Linked DNA regions of Homo sapiens: all the other regions are linked to region 3. Evidence: chromatin contacts called from ENCODE Hi-C or POLR2A ChIA-PET data. All regions are on one chromosome and are shown on one strand. The core of a region is the stretch at or near the end of the contact, and the rest is flanking DNA. Distances in the headings are between cores, read along the strand shown. Region 1 has its middle 23 kb from the start of IFIT3. Region 2 has its middle 44 kb from the start of CH25H. Region 3 overlaps STAMBPL1 (STAM binding protein like 1).

Region 1 (2,700 bases), core at 52-2,551, 450 kb after region 3:
GTAATGCAATTAGCCTCTGTATCATGAAGGGGCTCAGACTATGCCACCCCAAAACATGCCATTTTGACATAAGAATTATTTTGAGTTAAAGGGAATTGAAAAAAAGCAGACGCAGGATGAGTTGTCTGCCCTACTTCTGTCTGCCTGAAAGCAGAATATAAACGTCTCTTGTGATGGTATCCCCAACCCCTACTTCCATTCAAGAAACGGGATAACAACCTTATCACTGGACAAAGTCTACACAAACAAATCTTAGTAACTAGCCCTCATCTACCATTAGTTTCCCCAAATATTTGTCTTTGCACAATTTGACACCCCTCAAAGTTCAAAGTTCCTTCTTTTTTGTCTGGCCACTTCTCTACAAATGTATTGTTATTTTGTTAAGATGCTCAATAAGTCTGAAGTTCTAGCCACTTCTTTCACTTGCTCATCACTGAGTTCTCTGGTGTGAAGAGACTGATGGGGTTCAGGAGGATATGATATTTATTAATTATTTAGGTGCACCGGCCCAGTCAGATTAACATCTAAAGGACTGAGCCCTGAACAAAGAGTGAAGTTACCTTTTTTTTTAAGACGGAGTCTTGCTCTGTGGCCAGGCTGGAGGGCAATGGCGCAATCTCGGCTCACTGCAAGCTCCGCCTCCCAGGTTCAAGCGATTCTCCTGCCTCAGCCTCCCGAGTAGCTGAGACTACAGGCGCATGCCACCAGGTCCAGCTCATTTTTTGTATTTTTAGTAGAGAAGGGGTTTCACCATGTTGCCCAGGATGGTCTCGAACTCCAGACCTCGTGATCCGCCCACCTCAGCCTCCCAAATTGCTGGGATTATAGGTGTGAGCCACCGTGCCTGGCCTGAAGTTACCTTTTAAGCATTTCTTGCAGGGGGTTGGGGGGAGATCTGTGCAGGGGGAAGGATACTACAGAAGAGAGAAACAAAGGCAGTTATTCAATTGAGACATGCATTACATCATTTCTTACTTTTTAAGGAAAAGCATGTTTTGCGACTTGAGTTTATCTGTCTAGTGAACTTGCAGTTGCATAGCTAGGGAAACAGAGTCTTCACAATGCCTGGGAAGGGAGGAGAGATAAGGCTTACTAGCCACAGAAAAACAGGCAGTTAATTTTTTAAAGGACTCCAGTTCTTTCTCTTTCTCAGGGGGAGTTGGGTTTTCTTACATACAACTGAGTTTTTGCTTACACACTCTTTCATTTCTTTTAATTTCTGTTTCAGTAGGGCCCCAGCCTATGAACCTAAGACGGGAAGAGGAAATAATGTTTGCTGAGCCAGGCGCAGTGGCTCACGCCTGTAATCCCAGAACTTTGGGAGGCTGAAGTGGGCGGATCACTTGAGCCCAGGAGTTTGAGATCAGCCTGGGCAGCATGACAAAACCATGTCTCTATAAAAAATACAAAAATTAGCGAGGTGTGGTGGCACATGCCTGTAGTCCCAGCTACTCAGGAGGCTGAGGTAGGAAGACGGCTTGAGCCCAGGAGGTTGAGGCTACAGTCAGCTGTAATCATGCCACTGCACTCCAGCCTGGGCAACAGAGCAGAAACCCTGTCTCAATAAAAATCTTTAATGCACAGAATGGTTTTTTTCCTCTCCTACAATCATAAATATGTAATCAGCAACTGGATTTCAGATGGCCTAATCAGAGAAAAATCCAAATAGTCCAGAAAAGCCCAAAAAGTATCCATGACGATTTTATAAATTAGGGCTCCACAGAGCAGTGATTTGCAAGGATCCCAGAATCTGAGTTCTGTCCACAGAGCCTATGTCTGCTTTCAGTTCAGCACAACACAAACTAAGGCTGAAACCACCTAACAACAGGCAGCCACAGGTTTCAGTTTAGAGTCAGAACAGGCAATTAGAATATGTGAATTCTGGATTTCAAAGGAGACAGCTTCTTTTCTTCCTGCAGCAACAAAACCAAGATACTTTAGAGTCAGAGAGCCATGGTCCAAGTCCAAGGGACAAGAAATGCTTTCCCAGGCCCTTTTTATTTTGTCAGGCTTAGAGTCTTAATTGACCCACTCAAAAAATACGCGCATCACCCTGGAACATCATCAGCCTTAAAGATTCAGACATCTGACATCACAAGGGCTCTCTAGCAACTAAAAATTGATTTTTCAAACTCAGTGTGTCTCCATCTGGAGACAACGTCTGAGAAATAAAAATAAAATCCTAAGCCCCACAAGCAACTGAACATAATATACCCCCTCTTGGCCACGGGGACCCCAGGGAAACCTTAAAAACTGAGTGCCCGGCCACGATGGAATGTAAAGTCAGACACACCCCTTCCTTATTAATCTTTAACCAGAATTCTTTCCTAAGGAGTAAGCAGAAACCAGCTCTGGAAAACAAGAAATAGAGGACACATTCCTTTATTGCCTTTAGCCAATCATCTGAAGCCACTGCTCGACTCCCCCTCCCTCTTTGCAGTTTCAATGTGACAGCTCGCCAGTTTCACAAGGCAACCCTTTCTAAAAATTGACCTCTATCTCCAGTCCAGTTTTGGCCCAATCACAGAGGAAGGGCAGTGCGGGTTTTCATGTCCTCTACCTCACCTTTTGACACAAGAAGGCCAAAAACTCCACCCATGGATCACGCTAACACCACCATTTTTTGTACATATGATTCATGGAAAGGCACGAGGCTCAATTGCACATGTGCATATTTTCCCTTTCATGAATATTCATGAC
Region 2 (2,700 bases), core at 169-2,668, 260 kb after region 3:
TGAAGTTGGTTCATAAGTAATTTTATTTTTAGATAAATGCTTATGGTGTACTGGTTAAGGCACCAGGTTTTTCAGTTATAACAATCTTTACTTGAATCTCAGCTTTGCCTCTTTTATACAATGTGACTTTTGGCAAGTTGTTCTCTAACTAATTCTTTCAGCTATAAAATATGGATATTAAACTACATCTGGAAGAATTATGAAGCATAAATAGGAACATACAGGAAAGTGCTTAGCATGGAGTTGGGGTATGAAAAGAACTTAATAAATATCAGTTATTCTCATCATTTTTATTTGATTCTGTGATAAAGGTCAAGGCAATTGTTTTCTGTAATGTTAGCAACATCTTACTGCTTAATTCTTTTATGTCTGTTGGTTGGTTGATTTGTTGCTGAGTTAACTAGTTGCTTTGTTTGGTTTGGATGTAAGCAAAACAAAGGATCATCCACCAGACCCCTCTTTGAACTTTTCTGGTATATATCATAAAACCCATTATGTAATGGCTCCAATTTGCTGCAAAGAAATGAACTGCCAAAGTATGATGTTACTTGCTCATGATATATTTAGAGATTATAACTTCTAATTTATTTTGAATTTAGCAGTGAACCTAAGGTTAAGAGGTGGCAGCAACTAATTTCCTCTGCTTATTTTCTTAATTTTTATTGTAACGATTGCATTCTTAGTATAATTATCTGTAAAAAATTGTTGTCTCCTCCATGAGATTACCTATAATCACGTTAAGTGCAAGACTCCATACCTAACACAGTGCCTGGCTCATAGTAGATGCTCAATAAACATTCCATGAATAATAAATGGAATATCTATTGCACATCTAATGTATGCCCTGAAATTATTTAATTTTTAAAACAATCATGCAAGGTAAATGTTATTATTCTCATTTCACAGATGAAGCAGTTGAACTCAGAGTTAATGAAGCTGCCAAAGAGACTGAAATTACATGACCTAAACTCAGGCTGTAGTAACCTTGGTGCTGGTGGCTGAGGCAGGACTGGCCCTGGATAGAATGTAGTAAGTGTGGGTCTCAGCTTGGCACTTCTCAGAGGCAGCTTTCTATTCTCCTCCCTGGTAAGGCCAATCTTAGTGGTTACCTTTATGTAAAGTAGAACTATGTCCTGTGCCAAGCAAGATAAGCAGCTCTATGCATGTCCCTAAGAAGCTAAAATAGATGCTCATCATCCCAGTCTGCAAATTAAGCCAAAATTTCAGTGTCACTAGCAGTCAACTCTCCAAAGACAAATAGGTTGTAATCTAGTTTCAGAAAGGAAAAAGTGACTAGTTGTCTGAAAGAACTGACATCACCTGCAAGCTAAGTACCTTTTCCTGTATCTGTGGGCTTTCTGCTCACCCTGGCTGTCTTGCTGTGCTCACTTGTACCAGATGGACGGCGAAACAAGACTTGCCAGGAAACTGAAACTTGCAACCAAACGAGAGAGACCAATTGCCAGACAGCGTGTCTCAACACTGCTCCGTCAGCACACAACTTATGTAATCGCCTGTTTATGCAACAGAGTACATGAATTTTAATTGATAGCACTGTTAGGTTTGATTCAGTGTCATCTAGTAGAGAGTTCTTCACTGGAAATTCTACTTGTGGTTCTACCACTAAATTTGTGGTATTAGGGGGTGGGAGGAAAAGTCAGAACCAGCTCTGTTTGCAATAATGCAACTCAATGCTGTATTCAAGGAGAAGTGGAGTGAACAGAGGGATGCTTCTTCAAAGTTGAACACATTGGAAAAAATGAAGAATTTGTAGCAGGGTTAGAGGAAATACAATAAGATATCAAGAACCTTATAACGTCTAAGTAACCAAAGCTGAGACAAGAGTGTTAGAAAAAGGAAGCTGTGTCTTTAGAACTAACAGTAAGTATAAAGCTCTCCACAGAGGAAGCATCTGCGCGCTTAGGTCTCACTTTAAATATCAGATCCTCTAGGAAGCCTTCACTACTTCCCCTACACCCCAAAACTGACTTAAAGAGTCATTGTGTGTGTTCAAGTAGCACCTTCTCTTCCACCTGTTATAGCCTGCATTGCACAACATCCTAACCAATGGCTTACTTGTCTCTCTTTCCACAAGTGTCAAAAATTTACCAGGACAGTGCTGGGACCTCATTCACTGTCATGACCCTTGCACCAAGCTCAAATCCTGGTATGTAATGAGCACCTCGGAAGAATTTGTTGAATTAATGAATAAACAGTGTCCCATGTTACACAAAATAGTGATGATCCCACTGAAGACCATCAAAGCCAAAGATGAAGGGAACATAAAAGAAGATATAGAACAACAAGAAGGAAGAGGAGGAAGAGTTGAAGGGAAAAGAGTTGGAGCAAGGAGAGGAAGGTGAAAAGAAATGAAGAAAGAGGATGGTAAGGAAGAAGAGGAAGGGAAGAGGAGTTGAATGGAGAAGAGGAGGAAAGAGGAGAAGGAGGAGGAATGATGAGGAGGCTGAGAATAAGAGATGAATGAGGAGGAGGAGGAGGAGTAAAAACAGCTTCAAAGAAAAGAAGTAGGAATAAACTCTGCCTCACAGAATATCATGACAGACATAAGGCTTATCCTCCAAATGGAAAAAAATGCGAAGCAATAGAAGTACTTGGAGGATCCCAAGCACTTCCAGGTAATGGTATGCAAAGTCCTGCAGTGGGAATGGTAGCAGCTGTGTGGAGTCCTGATATGGCCAC
Region 3 (2,700 bases), core at 27-2,526:
AATTACTAATATTTATTGAATTAATATTTAAACTTGGGTACATTCACTTGACTTCTCTGAGCCTCAGTTGTCTCAACTATAAAATAAAGATTCTAATAATAGCTAACATTGATAAAATATTGACTATATGCTAGGAGCTATTGATACTCTAAAGACTTTATGTGCTAACTCATTTGATCCTAGAACAACCACATGATGTAGGAACCACTGTTTCTCCCATTTTGTAGATGCACAGAAAGGCTATATAACTTCCCTGCAGTCACACAGCTAAACATATTTGTTTTCTATTGCTGCTTTACAAATTTTTATGAAATTAAAGGCTTAAATATACATGTATTATCTTGCTGCTTTTTGGTTCAGGAGTCTAGGCACAGCTTATCTAGATCCTCTACTCATGGTCTCACAAGGCAGCAATTGACTTGTTGACATGGGCTAGAGTCTCATCAGAGGCTTGCAGTCATCTTCCAAGCTTGTATGATCATTGGCAGAATTAATTTCCTTGCAGCTTTGGAACTTGTGGTGGCTGAGTCTTTAAGGCCAGCAGGAGAGAATCTACTTCTTTTAAAGGTCTTACCTGATTAGATCCAGACCACTCAGGATAATTTTTCTTTTAATTAGCTTAACATTATTAGGGGGATTCTTATATCTACAATATCTCTTCATCTTTGTCATGTGATTCAACATATTCATGGGAATAATATTCCATGACCTTTGCTGTCTTCTATTGGTTAGAAGCCAACTACAGGTCTTAAACACACTCAAGTGGAGAGGATTACACAAACCTACAGATATCAAGGGGCAGGAATCACAGAGCTATCTTAGAATTCTGCCTGTTATAGTTCTAAGGTTGAGTTTAAATCCAGACTGGCTCTAAGTTTAACAGTCCATGCTTCTAATCAGTATTATCTTCTTTATTCCTTTGAAGAAAGCAAACCTACTTTATAACCTTGCATAGAGTTCTAAGTAAGGTATCCCGCAGCAGATTCATACTGGGTGTCAGTCAAATGTGAATTATTTTCACACCTTCACTTTTAAAGATCAGCTTCAGGAAACTATAACCACTTGCAGTTTTGTATTTTCAGGAAGAGATTTCCAACAGTCTCTCTAAACACTCAGGTTATATAGGTTATTTCAATTTGTTCCTGTTTGTCTGAGGCAGAGATAACCCTGGGGTTTGGGATTTCAAACTTGGGTCTCAAAAAATAACTTTAGTTCTGCTTCTTGTTTTTGAAACAGATGAAGTGATTGAGAAGAAACAGTGAACATCCTCATTTCACAGATAAGACAACATGGATCAGCCTTTTACTGTGAATTCTCTGGTAGGTCACACCAGCTGATATCTAACATTTGGTTGGAAAGCCCAAAAAGAAGAACAGAAACATACAAATGTGAAATGAGTCACAATTACTTTAAGAAGTTTAGCACTTGTAGTTTTTCATCCATCTGTGTGGTTGTCTTCTTTGAGGAAGTGACTAATAAAGCTATCTTTGTAAGACTTAAAAATAAATTTTATTTTCCACAAAAGTCTAAAATTTTAGTTTATCTAGCTAGATTCCAGGAGTGTAGTCCTTTGGCAAAACACCGGAGAGAAGAATTTCAGAGTTGATATCTGAGGAGCTACTTAAAGCTCTTTGTGCCTCAGCTACTTTATGGATAAGAATTGGAGGCTCACCTTGTATGGCGTTAACTGAGAAAAACATACATAACACCTAGGTACTGCTTTGGATCCTCGTGTAAATGTCTTTGTACTTGAAGCTCTTGTTCTTCTCACTTTTCCCCTCACTGCCCAGCACTGTGCACACTTTCTCTAGCTACATCACATGGGCTTATTCTGTGTCCTAGATCAGTCTCTGAGTGTGAATATAGACACATTATGTAATCTCCATGGCCCTGATTTTGTACTTTTTGCTCAATGACAATTGGAAACAATATTTTTGATGGTCCTAGCCTACCAGGATGGTACGATAAATGGAAACTGTCATTCCCATTTTCCTCCTCTTGATGACCCTCCCCAGCCACTCATGGTGACCTTGTAGGAGTAGCCCCATGAGCTGCAGTATACTAAATACCCTGTACGCACAAAGACTAGCACCAGGACATAAAGAAAGAGAGGGCCTGGTTCTTGTACTGAAATAGGTTGTGACCTAATGTTTTTTCTTTTTTTTTTTGAGGCGGAGTCTCGCTCTGTCACTCAGGCTGGAGTGCCAATGGCACAATCTCGGCTCACTGCAAGCCCCACCTCCCAGGTTCATGCCATTCTCCTGCCTCAGCCTCCTGAGTAGTTGGGAGTATAGGCTGCCGCCACCACGCCCAGCTAATTTTTTGTATTTTTAGTAGAGACAGGTTTCACCGTGTTAGCCAAGATGGTCTCCATCTCCTGACCTCGTGATCAGCCCACCTCGGCCTCCCAGATTGCTGGGATTACAGGTGTGAGCCACCGCACCCGGCCCCTAATGTTTTTTCTTGACCAAGAAAGTCATTCACAAAAATTAGTTGTCTTCAGAGTATATTTGGAAAGGTAGACAATTGCAGAAACATTTTCACTTTCTGTCCCCATGTTGTTGTTCCACTATGGTTAATAAAGACTGACCCATTTCCACCTCTCCAGAGGAAGGAGTCATACTTATGAGATGTCTTCTGTGTTTTTCTAGAACATTATATAACAATAATTAAAATTTTATTGTATATGTCACTGTAAAA

What was found. A loop is a pair of places that touch in the nucleus more often than their neighbours do. ChIA-PET counts read pairs that join two places held with the same protein, here RNA polymerase II (POLR2A). Pooled maps may share reads with other maps.
Region 1: a pooled map shows a loop between it and region 3 (4-fold over the local background). The contact joins two enhancer-like sites. A Hi-C loop is called at or near these places in 1 of 37 single-sample maps with no recorded cell type and 3 of 50 pooled maps. POLR2A ChIA-PET finds 5 or more read pairs at or near these places in 1 of 52 experiments (AG04450).
Region 2: a pooled map shows a loop between it and region 3 (5-fold over the local background). The contact joins two enhancer-like sites. A Hi-C loop is called at or near these places in 7 of 50 pooled maps. POLR2A ChIA-PET finds 5 or more read pairs at or near these places in 2 of 52 experiments (activated T-cell and activated naive CD4-positive, alpha-beta T cell).

The regions. Positions count from the first base shown.
Region 1 is chr10:89,349,755-89,352,454 of GRCh38, forward strand. It overlaps a transcript of LIPA not described here. Among named protein-coding and RNA genes, the nearest start is that of IFIT3, 23 kb to the left of the region's middle. RefSeq lists an enhancer at 1,879-1,978. Within about 2 kb of position 1,302, at least 26 of the 41 ENCODE cell types and tissues checked have a DNase peak (open chromatin) inside an H3K27ac peak, as active enhancers do.
Region 2 is chr10:89,162,398-89,165,097 of GRCh38, forward strand. No RefSeq gene overlaps it. Among named protein-coding and RNA genes, the nearest start is that of CH25H, 44 kb to the right of the region's middle. RefSeq lists an enhancer at 1,182-1,231. Within about 2 kb of position 1,419, at least 9 of the 41 ENCODE cell types and tissues checked have a DNase peak (open chromatin) inside an H3K27ac peak, as active enhancers do.
Region 3 is chr10:88,900,420-88,903,119 of GRCh38, forward strand. It overlaps STAMBPL1 (STAM binding protein like 1), which reads left to right. Exons shown (of 11, transcript NM_020799.4): 2 at 1,237-1,319. The coding sequence starts at 1,290. Among named protein-coding and RNA genes, the nearest start is that of STAMBPL1, 22 kb to the left of the region's middle. RefSeq lists enhancers at 1,487-1,536, 1,667-1,766. Within about 2 kb of position 1,277, at least 4 of the 41 ENCODE cell types and tissues checked have a DNase peak (open chromatin) inside an H3K27ac peak, as active enhancers do.